2 separate regions of the Homo sapiens genome follow, and region 1 is linked to region 2. Evidence: chromatin contacts called from ENCODE Hi-C or POLR2A ChIA-PET data. All regions are on one chromosome and are shown on one strand. Each heading gives the region's core, a stretch centred on a gene start or an enhancer-like site at or near the end of the contact. The rest is flanking DNA. Distances are from core to core; before and after follow the strand shown. Region 1 holds the start of COPS7B (COP9 signalosome subunit 7B). Region 2 holds the start of TRIP12 (thyroid hormone receptor interactor 12).

The links. Hi-C counts contacts between places; a loop is a spot of excess contacts on that map. ChIA-PET counts read pairs that join two places held with the same protein, here RNA polymerase II (POLR2A). Pooled maps may share reads with other maps.
Region 1: a map of CD8-positive, alpha-beta T cell shows a loop between it and region 2 (8-fold over the local background). The contact joins the promoter of COPS7B here to the promoter of TRIP12 in region 2. A Hi-C loop is called at or near these places in 4 of 168 maps with a recorded cell type or tissue (CD4-positive, alpha-beta T cell, CD8-positive, alpha-beta T cell and naive thymus-derived CD4-positive, alpha-beta T cell) and 16 of 50 pooled maps. POLR2A ChIA-PET finds 5 or more read pairs at or near these places in 1 of 52 experiments (activated B cell).

The regions. Positions count from the first base shown.
Region 1 is chr2:231,785,136-231,788,564 of GRCh38, reverse strand. COPS7B (COP9 signalosome subunit 7B) reads right to left here and starts at 2,120. Exons shown (of 7, transcript NM_022730.4): 1 at 2,027-2,120; 2 at 1-10. RefSeq lists silencers at 1,863-2,122, 2,213-2,392, 2,403-2,482.
Region 2 is chr2:229,920,135-229,923,768 of GRCh38, reverse strand. TRIP12 (thyroid hormone receptor interactor 12) reads left to right here and starts at 1,760. Exons shown (of 42, transcript NM_001348323.3): 1 at 1,760-1,889. It overlaps FBXO36 (F-box protein 36), which reads right to left and starts at 1,266. Exons shown (of 4, transcript NM_174899.5): 1 at 1,160-1,266. The coding sequence starts at 1,255. RefSeq lists enhancers at 988-1,047, 1,704-2,204, 2,205-2,705, 3,343-3,442 and a silencer at 1,878-2,267.

The DNA of each region.
Region 1 (3,429 bases), core at 871-3,370, 1.9 Mb before region 2:
GCCTTGAAATCTGTCCAAAAGAAAATTGTGTCAGTCATTCTTCCTTCTCCTTTGCAAAGTCTGTGCCTATTCAGTGCTGAATCAAACACCAGAATACTTTACTTTTATAGTGTTGATAAAGAAAAAACAGGACAAGTGCAGTGGCTCATGCCTGTAATCCCAGCACTTTGGGAGGCTGAGGCGGGTGGATCACCTGAGGTGAGGAGTTCGAGACCAGTATGGGCAACATGGCAAAACCCCATCTCTACTAAAAATACAAAAATTAGCTAGGCTGGTGGCAGATACCTGTAGTCCCAGTTACTTGGGAGGCTGTGGCACAAGAATTGCTTGAACCCAGGAGGTGGAGGTTGCAGTGAGCCAAGATTGTGCCACTGCACTCCAGCCTGGGCAACAGAGCGAGACTGTCTCAAAAAAAAAAAAAAAAAAAACAGTTCCTGAGTCCAGATGCAATGACCACCTTATGAGATGGGTGGAGTTCAACCTGGAGTTAAAAGGATCTTGTCCTAAATTCTGGTGTTTGAAACACACTTTGTAAAAGTCATTTCACTTCCACCTGTCCCTCCTCCAGAGGCAACACCTTCTAAGTCCTTAAACCTGACCAGGACCTAAAGAAAAACACATGAGTTTCTCAGCAGCTGTTTTATATCCACCTCGTTTATACATTCTGGTTAAGAAATGGAGGATACTGCCTATACACAGAGGCACCGGATGTAAGCAAAAGCAATCAGTTACAGCTCCCACTGTGTCATCAGAATCCAATCTACAGCCAGACAGATAAGGAAAACAAAAAACCAGACAAGAAAGATGTCTCATTTAATCAAGTCAAGTAAGCACAGATAAAGGGAGACATCATTTTGAAAGAAAAGTAGCGATATATTCAAACTAAGAACATACATGCTGTGTAAGACCATGGGGAAAAATCCCTGTATTCGGCCTCCTCCTGATACGACATTTTAACCAAACGTGACTTCAGAATGTGTAAAAAAAAAAAAACCTCAAGAAAACGATAAAAAGATTTGGGAAAACAGTGAAAATATTGTATCAGCGCTCCGAAGACATTAAGTACAGGAGGGTCCCTCAATTGTGTAATCTAATTACACGCTGAGTGTACAGGAGTTCCAGGTAAGATTTCTCCTCCAAGAATGATACATATTAGAGCAGCGTGACAAAATGAACGAAAAACGGTATAGTAGAGTGCAGCAAAGAACAATTTGAAGAATAGTTTGGTGCAAGAGGAACTAAGTTTTGTGTTGGCAGGCACACAGATTAGTTGCCCTTTCACAGTATTAGAGAAACAAGTATGTCGCCTCACTTAGGGTTACCTAAGAAGGTCCGGCCAGACACAGGAAAAACAATGAAGTGCTGGGGAACAACGAGTTTGAGGACGGAAGGGAAAGGGAAAAGAGAAGGGGAGAGGATACGAGGAAGAAGGAAAGGAGTAGGGAAGAAAGGAGGGTCGGTGACGGTAAAGAGGGAAGGAGCGAAAAGGCCCTTCCAAGAGGACCCGTGTGAAGAGACAGATGGGGATCTCTGCAAAGAGTCCCAATGTTAGGAGGTGGGGGTGGAGAGGGGGTAGGGAAATGGAGAGAAACTTCTGTCCCTTCAAAAAATCTCGGCTTAAGGAGCAAAGCCTGTGGGCGCAGAGAATGTAAAGAGACGGAGACAGTCGCTTTCTTCTGGAGTGGGAGGGCCAGAGGCTAGGCACAGAGCGGAGATAAATTCCCGTCAGGGGAGGGCGCTATTTGGATGGACTGGAGAGGGGCAAACGAGCAGCCTTTGGGGATGGGAGAGCGAAAGCAGCCACAGCACTGAAGCTGAGGGTCGCAAGCTGCAGCAGACCTCACGGTGGGCGGTATGCTCCAAGCAGGGCCGCAGGCGTGGAGTGAGGAGCCGCGGGACGCGCTCCCCAAGGCGGGGGCGGGGCGGGCACGGCCGCGGGCTTCCTTGGCGGCGGGCTCTAAGCCGGATCGTCTGGCCGAGCCTGGAGCGCCGGCCCCGCTCGGCCCACCCTCTCGCTAGCTCCTACCTGTCCACGCCACCTCTCGGTCCTCTTAGTCGCTGGCTCGGCCTCCCGGCGCCTGCCCGCAGGTTGTCAAGCGTCCATGATCACCCCGGCGTCCGGCGCTTTTCTGTCTCCGCCGACCCGTCGCCCGTGCAGCTCCCCCGGAAGCCTCCCACCGCTGCACTCGCGTTCCGCCCACACAAGGTTCCACCCGCCGCGTTTACAGCCTTCGACCTCCGGTGGGGAAGTGGGAGCGAGGGGGCGGGGAAGAGTCTGCAGCCCGGGAACCAGGCGGGGAGGGGGTGGCTAGGGGCCCAAGGAGAGGAATGCGGCCTAGACGGTACTGCAGCCCAACCGTCGCCATCGCCATCCCGGGCCCCAAATCCTCCCCTTAGGCTGTGCTTTCTCTCTCAGGAGCTCCCCATGGCTACTGCGCTACCCCTGGGCACCGAGATACATTAAGCCTACTAACTACCACTTATTGAGCGTTTTACCATGTGCCAGGTGCTGTACATGCATTATCTCGTTGAATTCTCATAACTGTGGCTTGTATTATTGTTCCCATTTTTCAGGTGAGTTAACTAAGTCCAAAAGTCAGAAAGTGACAAAGCTTGCTATCTTTGTCAAACCCAGGCTATCTGAGGCCGAAGACGATGTTCTTGACCTCTATTCAGAAAATGTTTTAAAATAAGCAAGAGATGGGTTAAGCCAACAATGGTTCTATGACCAAAATGTCATTGATAGAGTTGCATCTGGTGCTTACCAACTCCCCTGGGAAGATGGCTAAGAAATGCCACATAATTGAACACTTAAACTGATTCCTGTATACACCACAGTCTTTCAGGTCTTGAAAATGAGAGAGAAAAACAGCCCTATTTGCCTATCGTGCGTTAGAATGCAGAAATGAGACAGGACAAATGCAAAGGAGCCTAGCATCAACCAACTCATTCATTTATTCAAAAACATTTCTTTAGCACCTATTATGTCCTGAAAAGTTATATGAAGATAAAACAAAGCTCTTACCCTCAAAAGCTCCAATGTGTTAAATGCTATGGGGAAGATATGACAACACTTTGGAAGCACAGAAGAGGTTGGGGAAGAAAAAAACAGACAAAAAGGGGAAAAAAGGGGGGTAGTGCCCATTGTCACAGAGGCTCGCACTGTGCAGCATATACTGATGTCAAAAAGAAACCCAGAGTGGTTTGACCCCAGGGTTTTCAAGAGTGAGAAATGAGGGGTACAGAGCTGGAGTCAGGTCATCAAAGGTCTTGGAATCCACATGCCAGGTACTGGGGAATTACTTAGGCTTTTTAAGCTAAGGAGAGGTATGAATAATTGCCTTGTTAGAGTGATCATGCTAGGTGCTATAGGAGTGGATTGGATGTGGAGAGAATTGGAGGCAGGGAAAACCTCCGGTGAGGTGACCG
Region 2 (3,634 bases), core at 511-3,010:
AGTTTAATTAAAAATTTGAGTCTGACCCTGGGCCCACTGCCTATGAATTAGCCCTGCTCCGCAAGGAGCAGTACTGTTTTAAAAAAAATTTTTTTTGGACAGGCTGATTTTACATTTGTAATATTTCTAAATCTTAAATTAAAAAATATATATTAACATTTATATTTTAAAAGATGCTTTCAAAAATATAAAAAAATTAACTCATTACCTATTTTGTTTAAGGGCTCCTGGAAAAACTGAGGGAATGATCAATATGCACACCAAAACAAATATATACAAACTTCTAAATTTCATTTTATAGGAATAGTATCTATTGAAAGGGCAGGGTGCATGAATAACTCAGTGACAGGCGTAAACTCAGCCAGGATTAGAAACGTCTTCCCAATGGAGGCCCCGCTCAAGTTGAGAATTTCATGGACACAGTAAATCATCCAAAAGCCCACCTTCAATAACCAAAGTAGGCATAAAAATAGGCCGATGGTTACTTTGGAGATAATATAATCCTCGGTCTTATTGTTGTGGAGCAGATGTCATTATGGGTGGGGCTGAAGCGCAGAGCAGCTGAAACATTTTTATACCACCACCCGCACACTTTCAATGGGATAGAAGGGACTCCAAAAGGTAAGAGCTCCCAATCGTCAGTTGCTACTAGAAATAACTAAGTTTTGATGTGGCCGTGGCACGCGTAAAGGCCACAAAGAGATTTATAAAATTCTCCATGATTAATTCCTATCCTGGAAAAGAGGCAATCTCCTTTTCCCCTCCCTAGCCGGCTCCTCCTTGGGACACTTGGCTGAGTCGTTCTTTCCCTCCTTCTCACGCTGAGGTGAGGCCGCACGCAAGCCGGAGACGCCCGTTTTCCTCTTCGCGCGGAGGAAACTCTACGGGTAAGAAGCCGGGGTGGCGGGAAAGGAGCACGCGGCACCGCGGGGAGGCAGAGAAGGCTTGCCAGGGACTAGCCGGGCTCGGGGAGAGCAGGGACACGCGGGCCGTCGGACCGAGGAGGCCGAGGTGACGAGGAAAATCTCCCGGCGCGGAGCCGGGACTGGGCGCTTCCGGCGGGCTACGGTTGCTCTTGGCCTAGCACAGCCTGCGTCCCGGGCCCCAACCGGGCCAGGTAGGGAGTTAGGAGAGAGGGTAAACCGCGGCTCGCACTTGCCTGAGACCGGGTGACCAGTAACTGGTAATAGTCTTTGCTAGGCGGCGGGCCTTGTCCTACAGTTTCAAAGAGAGTCTCCGGCAGCCACGACGCCATCTTGGGACGCCACCGCCGTCGCTAAGACAACCAGGAAGGGGCGGGGCTTGGTTGGGGTCAAGGGGCCAAAACCCTAGTTTAAATTGAACCACGCTTATGAGCTGGCAGAAGGATTTCTAACTTGGGGCGATCGTCCCCTCTTCCAAGGGTCTTAGGGAACCCTGATCCGTGAAATTTCCAGCTCCAGGTCCCGGGTGACCCGAGGGGGAATTAGTTCCTGCTACCACGGAGGGGAGGGGGTGACCCCGGCGGAGGGATACCAAGTAGATCTCCACAGTCCCCTTCCTGGTCCCTCGAAGGGATCGGGCGGAGATCGGAGGCTGCTGAGAGAGTCGAGCCGGGAGGCGTGGGAGGGAGGGGCGATGTGATGGGCCGCCAGTAGGCAGCGGTGCCGGTCCCGCGGACGAGCCCGTAACCGGAGCCCGAGGACAAAGTAGTTCCCCGAGGGTGTCAGAGCAGGCGGGGAGGGAGGCGGCACGGGCGGAGGCGCACGCCGGGCGCGGTGCTGCGGCTCAGCTGATAATTGAAGGAACCCGGAGCCGCCGCCGCCGCGCCGCTGGGGGGGGTGGGGGGAGCTAGTGGAAGTTACTGCCGCGCCACCGAGTCCGGACCGGAGACTTTGGGGCCTAACTAGGTAATTGGGGCGCAGCTCTGGGCGGCGGGGGCAAGCCTTGGGGGAGGGGGCCAGCTGAGGGGTTGGGGGGGCGGGGGGAGGAGCTGGAACAGAAAGTCCCAGGAAGCCCGGTTGTGTCATCGCCGCGATTCGGCCCCCGCTTGGCCTGCTCCCGGCGCCGGCGGCGGCGGGGCCGCGGAAGGACCGGGCCGGGGGTGGACGGGAGAGACGCTCGAGGGCGGCCGCGGCCGGAGGGACCGGGGCCTGGCGGGAGGTAGGGGTCGCTGGGTCCCTCCTCCGGCTTCCCGCAATGAGGAGGGCCCTTCACAGAACCGGGGTAAGGCTTGCGGGTGTTGGGGAGCTCGGCGGGGACCAAGGGGGGCCGGAAGTGGGCTTTGGAGCTTGGAGGGTGTCTGGGAAGAGAGAAAGTGGGGGGCCGGAAGTGCAGGTGGGGGGTGTGAAGACGGCAAGGGTTCCCCGGAAATGGGACGAGGGGCCCGGAAATCGGGAAAGGGGAGGCTCCGGGGCCGTGGACGGCCCGGAAATGGAAACTAGGAAGCAGCTCCAGTGACAACAGTTGTGGGAAGCGAGGGTCAGAGAAGGGAGAGGCCAGAGAGACTTTAGACCGCAGTAAGGGGTTTCCTGCCCAGGGGGACGGCGAGGGACGGTTGAGGGAGGGCGAGCCCGGAGACGGGGTCTGCGCGGGGCAGTTTTTTAAGCCGTGGGAAGTTGAGGCTGAGGGAGGATGATGACGAGGGGGGCATGCAGGGAGGCCTAAAGAAGCCGAGAAACTTGACTGAGAGGAATAGAGTATCCTTTTAAATAGATCAGAATGGAAATTGGTGGTAGGTGGGTTTAACTAGGACTTGGGGGAGGGAGGTGGGCCAATTGTCACCCCAATCGTATTAGCATTCAGAGCGAGTCAGGCGATTAATTTATTTATATGTGGATTACATAAAACCTATTATTTACAACGTTTGTCCATCAGTTCAGCCCCTCTCCTTCCTTCTCCATAGTGAGTGGGTTTCTAGTACAGGAACAAGTTAGAGGGGAGTTCGAATAACGAAGGTAGTAAAACCTCAAATCCTGTCTTCCTCGGCGTCTCTCCCTTCCTCAGAATAAGAAATCCTTCATTTCCTAGACGGAAAAATGCGGAAAAACATAAAAACACATGTAAATCGGGGGGAAATCACACTTTGAACTCCTGGTGGGGGACAGGAGGGAATTGGTTACCTTACGTGGTGAGGAGATAACGGAAGGGGCAGCTTCCAAACCCTTAAGACAAATGTTGTGTTTTTTTGATAATGCTGTTTTACTTTGGGGGAGGTTTAGCCTAAGCATCGAGTCTGGTGGTGGGCATAGTTTAATTGCTTCTTTAGTTAATTGGGGGAGGGAATGTGTTTGTGTGTAAAGGTTGGGCCGGTGCGGGGGGAGGCGGGTACGGTTAATAGCGCAGTGAATCCGTTCTAAGTGGACGTCTAACTGCTCTCCTGCTGTCTCCTTTCCTAGTCGCGGTCCTCGATCTTGCCTGGGCTGCCAGATCACCCGATCTCCGGGCTTTACTCCGTTTTGTAGGCCCTTTAGTGATGTGTTTAACTTTATGTTCCTCTCGAGAGTCTCATTAGGTATTTTTGGCATTTCATTTTTTAAAGACCTAGCAAGTTGAGTCTCAGAGTCTCCTCTTTAAAAACAAAACAAAAAATACGGGGTAGAAAGTTGAAAGAGCTATTGAGTGGGGTAAAACGACGCTCAGAACAAAGGTCCTA